Linked DNA regions of Mus musculus: region 2 is linked to region 1. A link is a loop called in an ENCODE intact Hi-C map of the cell type or tissue named here. Cell type or tissue: gastrocnemius. All regions are shown on one strand. Links, peaks and the distances in the headings refer to the core of each region. The heading gives the core; the rest is flanking DNA.

Region 1 (8,327 bases), core at 218-8,217:
TTTTAGCTTTGTTTCTGGAGACAGGATTTCATGTAGCCCAGGCTAGTCCAGAATTCATTTTATATTTGAACTAATGATTCTCTGCTTCTCCCTCCATCGGTGCAGGGTTACAGGTGAGCTCCACCATGTGTGGCTCCAGATGTTCTTGGGGTTTTATGTGTATGGGTGTTTTGTTCTCTCTCCATGTGTGCCTTGCTGGTGCTTGTGGAGGCCAGAGAGGGCGCCACATCTCCTGGCACTGGAGTTGCAGATGGTTGTGTGTTGTTTCCTTTTTTTAAAAAGACCTTTCTTTTAGCCCATCGCCCACCAGAGGTAGTGGAAAAGAAAGGATGCAGGGAAACTGGACCTGTTTAAAAGTTGTTCTTTAGAGCAAATCCCATCTATGTGGTTAGGAAAGCAACAGCTTAGTTCACAGGTCGGCAACGGCAGCTCGAACCACTCGCCAATACTTTATAGATACACCAACAATCCAGTTCTATAGAGTCTAGAGAGCCAACACAAATCAGCAGCAATGGCGCTACCTAGTAGAGACAGCCAGACCTCGGCCTCAGCAGGAGTCAGCAAGAGAGGCCAGGATCACCAGGGACACCAAGAGAAGTTCTCTGCTGTGCCCCTTCGCTGAAGTAAAGATCAGCAAAGATGAGAGACCAAAAAGCATTATAAAGCTAGCTCTATAGCAAGCCCCTCTCACAGTCTGTTGCATCCCTTTTAAACTCCATGTGTTCCCCATGGGCCTGGCCTCAGCAGCATGCGATGTCTCAGCTGACATCACTCTGTCAATCGGAAGCCACAATACACCATCAGAAGGTTTTCGTTTTTGTTTGTTTGTTTTTGGTTTTTTTTTTGTGCTATGGAATCCCAACAAATGGAGCTCAACTGCTCAATGTAAGGGGACCAATATATGCATGTCGCTAGTAAAAAGTCCTTCATCACGTGTCCTTTCATGTACATGTTTAAAAGAGCATCCTTTCTCCTGTGTCTGCTTCAGATAAACATTCCTTCATGAGGCTGCCTTAGCAGAGTATCCTTTTATCTGTGTCCACTCCAGAAAAACATTCCTCCTTCCCGTGTTTGCCCCCAGCAAAACACCATCTGACACAACTGACTCTCCAAAGAACCCCTCAGTTTCCTCTTCAGTTGTGAACCACCATGTAGGTGCTGGGAATCGAACCTAGGTCCTCTCGAAGAACAGCCTGTGTCTTAATGGCTGAGTCATCTCTCCAATCTTCTTAAGTAAGACAGGAGATTGAGAAGCCAAGACAGATAAGGGGGGGGGGGGAGAAAGGGAGCAGGAGAGAGAAAAGAGAGAAGTTGTTTATGAAGACTTATTTGACGTAAGGTTTCATGGATAAAATCCAATGGATGAGAAACAGACAATAGATTGAAATATATGTAGCAAAGAACTAATATCATCTCTATAAAATAAACTATGTGCCAATAGGAGGCAAAAATAAAAATCAGGCAGAGGCACAAGTGGATATGGGAAGAGACATGGCTCCTCAGGGGTCAGAGCTGCAATTTAAACAAAAGGGGGGTGGGTACCTTAGAAAAGAGTAGGCAGCCAGGGGTGGCAGCACATGCCCTAATCCAGAACTCTGGAGGCAGACAGGAGGGTCCATACAAGTTCCAGGACAGCCTGAGCTACATAGTAAGTCCCTTTCTTGGAAGACAAAAAAAAAAAAAAAAAAAAAAGGATGACAAAAAACCTCTTCACACCTGGCAGTGGTGGCGCACATCTTTAGTCCCAGCACTTGGGGGGTGGGCAGAGGGAGGCAGATTTCTGAGTTTGAGGCCAGTCTGGTCTACAGAGTGAGTTCCAGGACAGCCAGGGCTACACAGAGAAACCCTGTCTCGAAAAAACAAAAACAAAACAAAATAAAAAACTCTTCATTTACAGAAAAAGAAAAACCAAACCAAACCAAAACCAATAACAAACACTCTGATCAACTAGCATAGCTTGTTCCCAGCTGTGGGCCTCCCCTGCCCCAGTCAAACCATTTACATAAGTACGGTTCATTTGCTACGAGAGCAATGAGCCAATGTTGATATGTTACGATTAAAGTCCGCAGTTTATTCAAGTGTCCTTCGTTTGTATCTGGTGCCCATTTTCTGTTCCAGCATCCATCAGGACATGTGGTACCCATTTTCTGGAATTCCTCTTGGCCTAGGCCTGTTTTTCAGATCGTCCTTGGTTCTGATGACCTCACAGTGTGGCTCTGTCAGAATCTGATGATATCACCCATTCCTCTCTTCCTCCCTGTCTTAGTCAGGGTTTCTATTCCTGCACAAACACCATGACCAAGAAGCAAGTTGGGGACGAAAGGGTTTATTCAGTTTACACTTCCACATTGCTGTTCATCACCGAAGGAAGTCAGGACTGGAACTCAAGCAGGTCAGGAAGCAGGAGCTGATGCAGAGGCCATGGAGGGATGTTACTTACTGGATTGCTTCCCCTGCCTTGCTCAGCTGCTTTCTTTTAGAACCCAAGACTACCAGCCCAGAGATGGAACCACCCACAGTGGGCCCTCCTACCCTTGATCACTAAATTGAGAAAATGCCTTACAGCTGGATCTCATGGAGGCATTTCCTCAAGGGAGGGTCCTTTTTCTGTGATAACTCCAGCTTGTATCAAGTTGACACACAAAACTGCCAGTCCACCCCTCTCTCCCTCCTGATCTAACAAGCATTCTTGCCACTGTATCTCTGATCTCTATGTTTGCTACTTTGGCACAGGTTTCTACTAAGTTGCCCAGGCTGGCCTTGAACTCACTTTTCCCAAGGTCTACCTTGAGCTTGCAGTCCTTTTGCCTCAGCTCCTCAGAAGCTGGGACCACAGGTCTGCACCAGCAGGCCTGAGCATCTCCATCACAGGTGCCACACTCTCCTCTCCTCACAGCTCAGATCCCAGATGGGACCTTGGTCACTCAGAAGGCACTCTTCCCTGGAAACATTACCAGAAAGGTAGACCTGTAGTTTACAGCTAAGGGGAGGTCACGGCATCTCCCTGCCCCTTAAGATGCCTGTATAGGGCTGGAGAGATGACTCACTGATTGCTCTTCCAGAGGTCCTGAGTTCAATTCCTAGCAACCACATGGTGGCTCACAACCACCTTTAATGGGATCCAATGCCCTCTTCTGGTGCATCTGAAGACAGCTACATTATACTCGTATACATTAAATAAATAATATATTTTTAAAAAGATGTCTGTATAGGAGCTGGAGTAATGGCTCAGTGATTAAGAGCACTTCCTGCTCTTTTAGAGGACCGGTGTTCAATTCTCATGCTAACTCACAATTGTCTGTAGCCCCAGTTCCAGGGGATCTGACACCTTCACACAGACATACATTAGGGCAAAACGCCAATGCACATGAAAAAGTAATTTCAAAAAGATATCTGTCTAATTTGTTTAGAACTCTGTCCCATTTATTGATGTAGCCAGGCACTTCCAGTGTCAATACGAACCATGTGGACATTTACAGCTAATATGGGTTCTGATCCAATTTAATTTTGGTGCTCACTGTACTGTGTTGTTTATCAATCAGTAAGTAAGGGTGGGGGTGGGGTGGGGAGGGTGGGTGGGGAGGGTTGGGGGTGGCCGAGAGAGTGAAGAGCTGTCACTCCAGCATCTTCCTGATGCCATGGCTGCCTGACAGGGCCTGGAGAGCTTGCTCTGTCCCTCCAGTTTCGGGGAATCAATTTTTCTCTTCTGATCTCAGGCAGGCTATGCAAGCATATGCATATGGCACAACGCTCATATGCATAAAACAAATAAATCTGAATATATATATATATATATATATATATATATATATATTTGGATTTTTGAGACAGGGTTTCTCTGTATAGCCCTGGCTGTCCTGGAACTCACTCTGTAGACCAGGCTGGCCTCGAACTGCCTGCCTCTGCCTCCCGAGTGCTGGGATTAAAGGCGTGTGCCACCACGCCCGGCCAAATCTGAATTCTTAAAAAAACACCCTGACAATAGAAGCTTACTAGAGAAAGGGTTTGTTTTAGCTCACAGCTCAAGCTACAGTCCATCATGGCGGAAATCAAGGCAGCAGGAGCTTGAGGTACCTGGTCACATGGTGTCCAGTCACAAAGAGGCCTGAGTGCACAGGGCTACTTGGCTAGGTTTCCTTTGTGCAGTCTAGAATCCCATGAAAGGGTCACACCCACAGTGGGCCAGCCTTCTCGGTTCATTTAACCAAACCAAGATGGCTACCTCCGACCCCCCAGGCACACCCTGAGGCTCTGCTCCTAGCTGGTTTTAGGTCCTGCCACTAAGTGACAACACTAATCATTCCAGAGAGGGGTGGAGCCAAAGATTGGAGCGTGGAAGTTCTGAAAAGTCAAAGAACTAAAAAACAGCAATGTAAATGGCTTTTTACAAAGAGGGTATCAACTACCATCTCTCTCATTTGTCACCTGGCAGCCATACTGCTCCGCCCCCTAGCTAGTCTCCACCCAGTGGATTCCCTAGTCCACTGGTTCTCAGACTTCCTAATGCGGAGCCTCTTTAATACGGTTCCTCACGTTGTGGTGATCCCCAACCGTACGATTTTATCGTTGCTACTTCATAACTGTAATCTTGATAATATTATGAATTGTAATGTAAATACTTGATATGGGACTCCAGGGGGTCGGGACCCACAGGTTGAGAAACACTGCCCTGGCATCCTTAGGAAACATGTACAGTGGTCCCTACACTACCCTGTGTAGATAGAACGTTCAGACTCAGTGTGGTGACCCACTGTGCCTTCCCTTGGGGGCTCCAGTCAAATGTCGTTCTTCAGAGAGCCCCACTTAAGGCAACAGTGCCTGTCCAAGGCCCTTTGGCTCCTGTCCATCTGCCCATAGAGAATTTGAGGTATTGGCCATCTTCCCCTCCCGCACGAGTCTTTGGGTCCAGAAGGCGGTGGATACCTGTGTTGGTGGCCGACTGTGTAGCCAGTGCTTTGATCAAATCATCAGGCCATCAGGTGGCCCAGCCCCCAGAGGCACCCTGTGTTCTGCTGTGAGCTGGGGAGAGGAGAGCTGGTAACCGCATCTTTACACGGCTTTGGTTTGTTTAAGCGATTACAGAGAACATGTAGTACGTTGACTTATAATTAAAAAGAAAATCCAATAAAGTTAATAAAAAAAGAAATTAAAGTTTTCATTTCCTGGGGACTAAACAAGAATGCAGCAGAAGGGAGCACAGGTGTCTCCTGAGGCTGGTGGATTGGCGGAGTGGAGAGTGCTGGAGGGCGTGGTTGAGTGGAGGGGTGAGAGAGACAGGAGGGGCTGGAATTGAGACTGTGGGGCTGTGTGTCCGGAGGGCTGGGAGGCGAAAGTAGAGGCTGGGAGCCATCGAAGCTGAGATGTACAGTCGGTTTCATGCGGGTTCATTGTGGGATGACTGACAGGGAATGTGGCTTGTGGAGGTGGCGAAGGCTGGCCACCCCGGGACACCACCACTGGACCGTGGACAGCCTGTGGTACACACATATATACATGTCTGTGTCCTCAGAGCCTTTTGGCGTTATTCGTGTCTCATTTCTCCAGCGATAAAATAGAGGTTGGCACAATATGCCAAGGGTCTTCCAGTGTGGATGTCTGCCTCAAAGGATGCTGAGTCCTGAGATCTGTTGGAAATGAGGTTGGGTTAGAGTGCTGTTGGAGGAGTATTCCCACACTTGAGACAGAGGCTCCCCAGTAGGAGGCTCTGCCTCTGGCCAGCAGGGGGCGCTGCGATGCCGCGGCATTGCCCGTTGCTCGGTATGGACGCTGGACTTGCACGCCAGCTGTCCACTGCCTCTTGCCTGAAGGGATCTTTGCCTCTGACCACTCAGGTCGAGCCACGATGTCCAGCGGCACTCCGGTGTCTGCTTCTTTGGGTCGAAGAGATGAGGCTGGGTCAGGAGCCTGTCAAAAATCATTCCTTCCATGCCCCAGGCTCCTCTCTTGGAGTTTCACAGCCAGGTCTCTCTGGCTCTTCCTGCTCTGCAGTCTTTGCCTATAAAGCCGTTTCTAGGTGTTTATCCAATTCTTTCTCGAAGAAGCTGAAAAGCCTTGTGAGCTGTTTTTCTGAAATGTAGAAGCCTCCCAGAGATGGGTCAGCCACATTCCCTCCTGTGCTAGAGTCTCCACCACCTGCGCCTACATTCTATCACGGCCTCCTAGTCCCCAGTCCCTCTTGTGATCTTCTCCTTTCCTGTGGCAGGACAGCTGGAGTGATGTCTCTCCTCCACAGTGGGTCTGGTAGATGCCCTAGACTAGGCAGTTTTAGGCAGTTGAACCCTGGGTTAGCCTATCTCTGGCCAGCCCTCCCTGTGTGATTGCAGTCCCTTCAGATATTTTCCAGGGGCTTCCGCCCCCCCCTCCCCCCCCCCCCCCCCGCCAGATTCCCTAATCCCCACAACCTCTGATGCCCTCAGTGGTGGTGGGGGTGGGGTCTGGGAGAGGTCATGTTCTGGATCATTTGGGACCTCTGGCCTCTCACTTCAGTATCTTGTCTGACCTCCTTCTCTGCATACCCCTCATTGCTTCTGCTACCCCAGGCCTGGCATATTCTTGGGTTTCTCTGTCTCTGTCTGCCTCACCCCCATCTCAGACAAGGTCTCAGGTCCTTGGAGTCATTGTGTGACTGAGAACGGCTTTCAACTTCTGATCCTCTCTGTAATTCTGGGACCACAGACCTGCATCGCGGTATCCGATTGTATGCCATGCTGCAGATTCCTGCAGGCAAGATAAGCGCTCTGCCAACTGCGATACAGCCCTGCCCACTGGGTGTCTATTTGGTCCCAAAGTCAAAGGAAGCTCTGTCACCTCTCATTTGACTAATTTGTACCTTCTCGCTTTCTGGGCTACCTGCTCTGGAGTTCACTGGGCACTTGGTGGGACCAAGATAACAACAGAGCATCCTGGGACTCCGCACCCTGGTGACCAGTCTCTCAGCCTCCAAGTGTGACTTGGAGGAGAGACCCCTGTCAGATGCTCAGCTATCAAAGGAACCCACTTAACCCTTACTGCCTAGTCTTCGGCTGCATCCTGTCTCTCAGTGCCTAGGGTTGCAGGCCCCATTAGACTAAGGCCTAGAGTCTGAGTGTGGGGGGATCCACAGGAGTGAGGCCAGACCAGCTTCCCAGGGAGAGTACCCAGCTGTGTGGCATGTGGAATAGAAAAAGTGGCTTTAGCCAAGGGGGGTGGGAGGTGGGGGTGGGGTGGAACAGGAGGGATGGCTCAGTGGTTAAGAGCAGGTACTGCTCTTCCAGAGGACCTGAGTTCAATTCCCTGAACTCATCACTGTCTGTGACTCCAATTCCAGGGACTCTGAAGCAGAACTCACACATGATAAAGCAACCAGCCCTAGGCCAGTGCAGAGACACACCCACGAAACACACGCTTGCCTCTGCTCTCCATTCTGTCCTCGGTCAGCTGTGGGGATCCGGTCAGTGGGCAACTCCTCAGGATGCCCATGTCACGAGCTGCTGAAACGTTAAGATGTAGGGAGTGCCCTGGACCTGTGCAGACAGACCCGCCTGACCGGGAAGGCCCGGGTTAGGCGCCTGATCATGCCCAGGGCTGCCCAATCCTCAGCAGGGCCCTGAATGACAGGATGGCAGAGTGGTTGTGACCCTGACAAAAACTCACTTTACTGTGTGACTGTGGCAAGGAAACTCCTGTATCTTCTGAGCCTCACTTTCCCTACCTATAGAATGGGCCAACAGTATCTCCAACAGCTATGGCGTTAAATGATGGAGTTTAACAGCAGCTCTGGAAGCTAAGTCTGTGCGGGTACCAGGGACGCTCCTAGGACTGAGTCATGCCCCCCGCAACAAGCTTGGAGTCTGCTCTGTCTCTGATCCCATTCTGTAGATGGAACTACTCCACTGAGCTGCAGAGGCAGAGCACAGAGCAAGCGTCCCCAGAACCAGATCTATCTACATTACTCATCGACACTTGAATTCAGGTTACACATATTCAAACTCACTGAATCCTCATAATCCACCCAGTGAGCCCATGGGCAGGGAACCAAGGCCCAGAGAGGCTGTGGCACTTACCCAGAGCCACACAGCATAGAGGGGCTGAAGGCAGCACTGTCTGGCTCAGGTGACCATGCTCCCTCTTCTCAGGAAATAAACACACAAACCCAAGTACTTGTCATATAAGCACAGATTTCAGGAAAGTATAATGACTTTGCTTTATAAACGGAGGACTGTGGCTTGTAAGACCTGGGAGAGGGCAGGAGCCAACCTCTTCTGCCTCTGATGCAGGAGTGAACAACAGTGAGTTCTGTTGGTAAGACTGGGAGAGAGTGGACCAGCTGAAATGGGTTTTGAAGGATG
Region 2 (8,327 bases), core at 136-8,135, 53 kb after region 1:
GAAGGCAGTGAGGACTTGGGTTCAAATATTGACTCTGTACTGGAGGTGTCTGGCCTGCCCTGGGTTTCCTTTGGGAGTTTTCACCCCTCTGCAGATAAACACAGGGACAGCTTGGTGCCAGGGCAAAGACTGATGGGCAAGTCTGGAGCCAAGACAGAGAAAGGGACGCCTGTTATCAGTGGCCGGCTTTCACCAGCCAGCAACTCTATTCTTCCAGAGTTGACTTCCCCGTCCTAGCCTGACTCCATCCCCTCCCCTCTCCTCCCATGTGGCCCCTGGGAACAGAGCTGGATGGGGGGGGGGGGAGTCAGATTCCTGCCACTAAAGCATCTTTGCTCATGGATGGAACGACTTAGCACCAGATTCCCCCGAGGGAGGGGCTGTTGGAGGCTCACTTTGTTTCTGTTCCTTAAAGAACAATCTTAATGTCTAATAAAACTCCAAAGCCTTCTCTGCAGGCTCCAGACCTTGCGCACACACCCCCCACCCACCCCATTTGATGCTGAGCAATTTGGGCTTTGGTCGTGAGACCAGAGAGCTTTACAAGATTGTTTGGGCATTCCTCTCCTGCTTCCATGCTGGACCGATCTTTGCCAAGACACACCACACACACACACACACACACACACACACACACACCACTGTGGTTTCACCAGAGTTTGACAGAAAAGTAAACAGAGGCAGGAGAAAACACTGGGTGATGCCCTAGGGGCAGAGTGGTCTCCATAAGGGCAGCAGAGAGAGTCCAGGCAGCACCGGAAGCTGCCACCATCTCCTCCCAGGTGCTGGCAGTGGGAGTGCTGGCTGGCAATGGCAACATCTGCAGACCAGGAGCCCTGAGGTACTTGAGGCAGGCTTCTCCCAGGAGCTGAGATTTCAGAAGGGTCTGTTCTGATTTCCTTTCATCACATAGAGCTCGGCTTAAATATTACTTCCTCAAGAAAGTGTTCCTATCACCCTTACCCCTCCCAGAGTAGACTGGCAGGGCTATGGACTGAGGTTGTCCTGGTATCTCCTGCCCTCTCTGGCACATAGTAGGGAGCAAGTGTACATATTTGTTAATTTAAGAACAGGAAACTGCCATGTGCCTTCAGTTACCTGGAAGACTCACTCTGGATGGCTATGTGTCCTCAGGGGCAAAAGTATACTATTGTCCCCCAGTACATTTCTCCTCCACTGAGAGGGGAGGTGGCAGGGTTGGGGGTGGAAACTGCAGGGTGGGCATCGCCCTCCTCCACCTCTGCAGCTTCTCCATCACAGGGGCATCGACTGTTAGCACCAACGATGACCCAGGACTGCAGTGCCGCAGTGTTCTCATGTCTTCCATCCCAGATGAACACATTTTTGTCATTTTGTCAGCTTTTTGATAGTTTTCCTGTCCCTTCTCTTCCTGTCAGGGTATCAGTTGTCACTTCTTGCTCCTATCGCAGTATGACCGGAAGAGTCCCTCTCCCAGAACCATAAAGTGTCAGCTCTAATGGAATCTTTAAAAAATGATGCCACCGGACCGGGTAAAAAGCTGGCTGGGAGCCAGGTGCACACATGCCTGTGATCCCAGCATAAGGGAGGTCAAGCAAGAAGGATCTGAGTTCAAGGCCAGCCAGGACTACACAAAGAGAAGTAGAGATGAGGGAGAGACAGACAGACAGACAAACAGTCAGACAGACAGATGGAGGCATGACTGAGTAGAAGCTTACATGGAGGGAAGAAGTGCCCAGAGTCAAACACTTGGCGTAATCACTACTCAGTCCCTCATCACTGAGGGCCAGAGTGACAGGCCGGTTTTTAATTTCTCGACCAGTAGGTAGGCATGGCAGCGCCTGCCTCAGCCTGCTGCTTGTAAATGAGTGTGTGAGGATGGGCTCGGTGCACTTTATAACCTTTCTTTTCTGCCCCCCACTGTGTGTTGTTCCCTTTGTGGATCTGGGGTGTGCACCACCACTCCTCTTAACCAAGGTCAGCAGAGAGTTGGAGGGTGTGCATTGAGGGACCGCCAGGGGCTGTATGATCCTTGTCAGAGACGTAATAGCTTTGGGCAAGCACCTCTGCCAAGAACCTGTTCACTCCCACTCCTCCCCACTCCTCCTCTCTCCTCCCTGCTCCTCCCCTATCATTCTTTCCCACTCCTTCCTTCCCCTCCACACTCCTCCCCATCCCTCCTCTCTCCTCCCTGCTCCTCCCCCTTTCCTTCCCACTCCTCCCCACTCTTCCCCACTCCTCCTCTCTTCTCCCCCTTTCCTTCCCACTCCTCCCCTCCCTTCCCCACTCCTCCTTTCTCTTCAATCCTTCCCTCTCCTCCCCTCTCCTTAGGCTTCCCCCCTTCTTTAGAGTTGAGGCCACATAATCAGTATTCACATCTGTACTTGGTTAATGTTCCCTCTGTCATAAAATCCTAGATTTGCCACTAAGCAGTCTGTGATGTTGAGCATCTTATTCTTCCCGAATCCCAGTTCTCCCATCTAAAACACTTAGCGTGGCTCCTACACTGGGTTGCCGTGAGAACTGAATGGAATCGTGTGCAGATCCGTCTGGGTAGAGTGTAGCAGGAGTTCAATCAATGGTAGTTGGTGAGGAAGTAGCTTGTTTTAGGAAGTATGAGCTGCTGCCCAAGGAAGACAAGGCAGAAAGGAAGGCGGCAGCCAAGCAGGAGCGTGTGACTAGAGTTCAGACTAATTGCTCCAAACTCCGATCCAAATTGATCAATTTATCAAAGTGACAGACCCATTTGCCTGTAGTTATATCTACTGCATTTATTCATTTCAAAGTTGATAGCATGACTTCTCCATTTTTCAAAATGTTTACGATCTATTTATGTCATTGCAGGGCTGGCTGTCAGTGCTTGGATGAATTGGCTTTTTTTTTTTCAATTGGATAAAACAGAAAACACACACACACACCAGGGTTTGCAACCATATGGATGCTTCCATGGTTTCAGTCCTGACCATTCATAACAGCTTCAGAGAAGGCTCCTCAGAGAATAGAGCCTGGTCACAACCATATGGGATAGGGGTTTTCCAATATCTGGAGAGCTTCAGCCAGGACTAGGCATTGATTACTGCCCCACTCCTCGCCCCTTTGGAAAGCCACTGAGTCATGAGTACAGAGACTGGTGTTAACTCCTTAAGGAAGCTGCCTTATGCGGACTTGAAGATAGGCTAGGGCTCTGCACACATAGAACAGGGGAGTGGCTAGGTTCAGAGCCACAAGGCAGCGGCTAATTTACCCAGCCAGAGGCAGTTTGGGACCACACCCCCTCGAGTGATCTCTAAGTTGGTGGGAAGCTGAAAGGAACCGCGCGTGAGAAGGAAAAACTAAGTCAATGACCCCCGGCTTCCAACATGCCCCCTCTGCTTTCTAAGTTGGGGAGCCTGATGCCCTGCCTCAATTTCCTGGGGGATAAGCTTCCTCGACTGTAAGATGGCAATCACTAAATTTACGTTGCTGGGACCTGTGGTGTATATAACGTCAAAGTACCTAACACAGTGCAGGTCACACAGTAGGTACTTCACAGATTTTAGTGTGTCCTCCCTTCTAACTCATCCCTCTAGGGAGGAGCCAGGTGCTACATGCAGACTGGGCTGACCAGGTAGGGTGGAGGCTTTCCCTTCCCGCAGCCGCTTCATCACCCACCCACCCTCCGCAGCAGCCCCGACGCTCATGCTGCCCATTTGTTGCCTACGCTGCTGCATCCCTATTAGGAGCATTAGCCAGCCGGGCGGCTCCGGTTACAGACGTCTGAATGACAAAGTGCCTCCATTACCGGCGCGGCCGGCCAGCAGACTCTGGTTGCGCTCTGGTTTCAGAACTCTCGCAGCGGCGCAGGAAGAGGCTCGGTCCGCGGCGGAACACAGAACCGGCTCTAACTGAATAACCTGGGGAAAGCAGAGATGGAAAACAGAGCCATAGGGGCTCAAGTCCAAAGGTTCTGTCAAGGTTCAGTGGCCACGCCCTCACCCCTCCAGGATCAGAACTACGCAGCGCCCCAGGCCCTCTTCCCTAGCCAACCATAACAAGGACCAAGAAGCACCTCTAACCAGAAGCGTTAGTTAGCAAACACTCTTGCAGTCACTCCCAAGTCCCCGGAGGACGCCACAAGGACTGACAGCTCCAGGGAACCATGTTTGGGCTTGAGAAGGGTTTTCCATCCGCTTGCCTCCATATCTCACCTCCTGCCTATCCTTTGGAATGGTGTCACCCATATCCCTACTGTGAAACGAAGCGAACCAGCTGCCGCCCCCTCCCCACCTGCGCGCGCCCAGGGAGTTCAGAGCTGGAACGAGGTGACCATCCAGCCACACGACTCTGGCTTGAGATCGTGACCAACTTGCTTAAACTTCGAAGTCCCTGCCTCCTTATCAGTAAGATGGAGATGGGGGGGGGGGGTGTACAGTGCTCGGATGTGGAAAGGGTGGAGGGAAGAGTGAGGAGAGGACGTCACTTTCATTGCCAACCTTCCTTAAGATCTGGTCAGAAATACCCAGAGTACTCAGGTTCATAGAAGGAGGACCTAATGACCTTAGCCGGAGTTGGTGTCTCCGAACAGCAATCCGACAAGAATCCCAGGCATCCAAGTGGCCCCTGTCTCATTTGAGAAGCGTTCATTGACTTTCACCGAAAGCCTGGCCAGGTGTGGGCGGGATGATGATCCTATTAAGTTCTGGACCGGAAGGAGCACGGAGGGCTCAGGGCCCGTGGCGGCTTAACTTAGAAGGGACTCAGTGCGCAGCCCAAGGCGCGCACGCAGCTCCCAACAGCAATCCCTCGCCCGCAGTGCCCCCTGCGGGTCGCCTGGGGTTTTGCATCCCCTAGCTGTGCGCTGCCGGAACCATCACAGCCTTGAGAGTCCCAGCGCTCCGCATCTCGAGAGCTGGCCGGCGTTTAATAGGGTAGGGGGATGCCCCGGCTCTGTCTCTCCGGGTCCACTGAGTTGCTTCAAACCACGTGAAAGGTTTGTCAAGGAACTACCCTAGAAGCGGATTTGCCATAGTGAAGTGAGCGCTCTCTTCCCTGCCTGGGATGCCCAGACGCAATTCCCGGACTGGGCGAGGCCGCTAGAAAGAGCGCTAGAACCCACGCGGGAAACGTCTGTGACTGGGCTGTCCTCATCGCATCGTCCTTGAGTAGACAGACAGGCGGGGCCCCGAGCACTTTAGGGTATGCACCTTCTTTCCATTTCTCTATCTCTTTTGTGGTTGTCTCTTTTCTGCCCTCCATAAAGCCCACTTCTCTCTCTTCAACCTCTCTGCCACTCCCGAATCGCTCCTTTCGATGCCCCTCCCCCCCATTGTCTGGCCGGTCCCCATTGTCCATACTGGGTCCCCTCTGCCTCCAGTCCCTCCAGCTGCCTCCCGCATTGTTCCGTCTCTAGCCCCTCACATCTTTAGTGCCGATCTCTTTCCCTTCCTTCTCTCTGCCCTACAACTCCCCAGGGACTAAGATGCTAAAGAGAAAACTCCCCTCGGGATCCCAAAATTCACACGCTGTCGTCAAAAGAACCCAGGCGCCCGAGATTCCCAAACCTCCCTCCACCCCACTCGAGACTGCTCCCAGTCTCCTACACCGCACCCGTCGTAGTGCTCAAGAACCAGCAGCAGCAAGCAGAACCAAGAACGGGTGTCGTTGCAACAGTCCTGTCTGCATCTCTATCCTGGGACTGGGTCGCCTCTGCGCTCTGAAAGTCCTAGAAGCTAGGAGCGCCCCTGTGGGTCATGATCCCGCAGCTCCTCCGCCACCCGTTGCCAGCATCTGGGACCTTAACGTCTTATTCTGTTCCCTGGGTGGTGGCACCCACATCCCCTTGGGGTTCAGCTCTTTGAAAAGGTTAACGGAGGTCCCTCCTACTAATCACTTACCCCTAGAAGCAGCAGCAGCAGCAGCAGCAGGCGCAGCCGGTCCATGGCGCTGCAGGCAGCACCTGCCCTCCTCATTGCTCGCCTCCGGCGACAGCGCTCAGCTTCTAGCTCAGTCCGCTCTGCGGACCGATGGTGCTGCGCGCTGAGCTGAGCTGCGCTGCGCTGCGCTCCAGCGCCCGCTGCCCGCCGGAGCTGGCGGAGGCTCCACTCGCTCTGGCTGCTAGCGGGCGGGAGCAGCTGGGTGAAGGCAATGCAGCAGCCCCGCCTCCTCCCCGCCCAGCCCGCCCAACTCCCCCCCCCCCCCAACCCCTCCGGAACCGCGCCCGCCCGGCTGCCTAGGGTGGGGAGTCCAGAGCAGTCAAGTGAGGCGTGAGAGGAGCCGCACCCGTGTGCCCCGCTGTGGCTTCTCAGTGGGCTGCCCCACGTACCCAGGGCACCTCCGGTTATGCTGAGCATAAGATGCTTCGGATCCAACGGGGGCCATTGCTCTCCTACTGATGAAGCCTGCCTCGGGGTTAACTCTCTTAAACATCTTTAGCCTAATTGCCTACCTAGCCCTTATTCCGAAAATGAGGCTGCCCTCCTTTTATGGTTGGATACACACCTTATTCCATTCTCTCTCTGTTCCAACTTGTGGAGGGATATGTTCCTTGGGGCCTTCAAGGTGAAATCTATCCCAATATCATAATTTGGGATATCTGTCTGACACTGTTTCTCTGTCTCTGTCTCTGTCTCTCTGTCCCTGTCTCCCCCTCTCCTACACACACACACACATACACACACACACACATGATAGAACCTAGGACCACACACACACACACACACACACACACACACACATGATAGAACCTAGGACCACACACACACACATGCTAAGCAAGCATTGTATCACAGAACTCTATCTCCAGCCTTTCATGAGCTTGAATGAGTCACAGGTGTGCACATAAACCCCAGGAATACACAAACACACTCTCAAGTGCACCTGTACGTGTGTGTGTTGACGTACTGACATCTGCCTATACCGTCCCTCAGGCATTCATATAGACCTGCTCATCCTACAAGGGCTCCTAACACAGACCAGACATACATCAATGCACACAGGCTGACATTCACATATACACTCCTACACACTCACATGTGTGCACTGCACAGTGGTAGTCACACAAGCCCACATCTGTATTTTGCCCTCAAATGCACACACACACACACACACACACACACACACACACACACACACACACAGAGTATACAGACAACACACAAACATGATTACATGAGTTTGTGAGTTTCCTACGGGCAGGGACAGTAGTGTCTTCTCTGACCACCCAAGTGTTCAGTCATGGAGGGGATTCAAGGGGAGAGCTGTTGAATGGATTCAACATCCACAGACTCATCCGTGAGCTGTGTAGGCCTTCTGAGGATCACACTGGCCATGCTCTAGAAGCGTGGCACATCAAACCACCTGTATGCCAAGGAATGTGCAGTCAGTCTTTCAGAAGAAACACCGCCCCGCCCTTCTCTGGTTCCCAGACATCGAAGGCCCTGGTACAGAACTGTGTGGGGACAGTCTATCCCAGCACCAGATGTTAGCTATGTCTGGACTCCAGTTCCTCTTCAAAAAAATACAGTCCCAAAATAATAGAAACAAGGGACAGACCAAGAGCATTTATAAAGCAGGCCTGCTCATGAGTAGGTGATTTCCTAGGTCACTTAAACTTAATTGCAGGAAAAAAAAAAAAACCTATCCTATGTAGCCAATAAAGGCCAGCAGACAGTCCCCAGGAAGGACGGGTAGACATCACTGTGGCTTTGAGAATTCATGTTCATGAGCCACCATGGCTGGATGTAAGAGTCTAGGCAGAAAGCAGGACCTCAGAAGTCCCTGGGGAGTCCTTCCGCCTGGACAGAGATTACTTCTAAGATGTCCCCTCCCCCAACGCTTTTACAGACCTGCCTTACTCTCTGCTGAATTCATGGGAGGCAGGAAGGGGGAGCATTAGCACTTCCAGAAGCATTGAGCTGCTTACTACCAGGCTACCGACAGTGTGGCATTAATTTAAATACTCCCGTTATTAATTTATGATCCCAGTTACTATTATTGCCAAGGTTATCCATCTCAACACAATTTAATACGACCCACACCACCATGGCTGGGCCTGGGTTATTAATAATTTCCATGGTCTTGATCATTTAAGCCTTACTCCAACAATTACAAACAGCAATTGTTACTATTCTTAGCAGTATTTCTATGATTAAGCTGAAGCACAAGCCCGAGATGTACTGCTGAGTGCTGGCAGGGAGTGTGGCTGCATAGGGTGCGGAAGGAGGAGTGTTGCATTGTGGGAAGTCAGGCCTGAGTGCGAATGCTTGCCCCCTGCCCTGTTGCCTCTTCCTTCTTACCTTGGGAAGGCTTCAACCATCTCTCTTGGCCTTTGTTTTCTTATTTACAGGATGGGGCTTTAAAGGAAGGTAATA

Evidence for each region. Hi-C counts contacts between places; a loop is a spot of excess contacts. Peaks named below come from ENCODE experiments on the same cell type or tissue, not always from the same donor. Only the 100,000 strongest peaks of a DNase experiment are listed, where the experiment ranks them.
Region 2: a loop joins it to region 1, with 8 times the contacts of the local background. A loop is called at or near these places in 26 of 42 quality-filtered maps.

The regions. Positions count from the first base shown.
Region 1 is chr11:95,528,229-95,536,555 of GRCm38, forward strand. No RefSeq gene overlaps it. Among named protein-coding and RNA genes, the nearest start is that of Nxph3, 18 kb to the left of the region's middle. In gastrocnemius, for the core only: no CTCF peak of the experiment used is centred there; DNase peaks (open chromatin) are centred at 4,845 and 5,732.
Region 2 is chr11:95,581,632-95,589,958 of GRCm38, forward strand. It overlaps Ngfr (nerve growth factor receptor (TNFR superfamily, member 16)), which reads right to left and starts at 6,067. Exons shown (of 6, transcript NM_033217.3): 1 at 5,853-6,067. The coding sequence starts at 5,927. In gastrocnemius, for the core only: a CTCF peak has its summit at 4,800 (motif pointing left); DNase peaks (open chromatin) are centred at 4,778, 5,258 and 5,995; H3K4me3 peaks cover 2,927 bases; H3K27ac peaks cover 449 bases.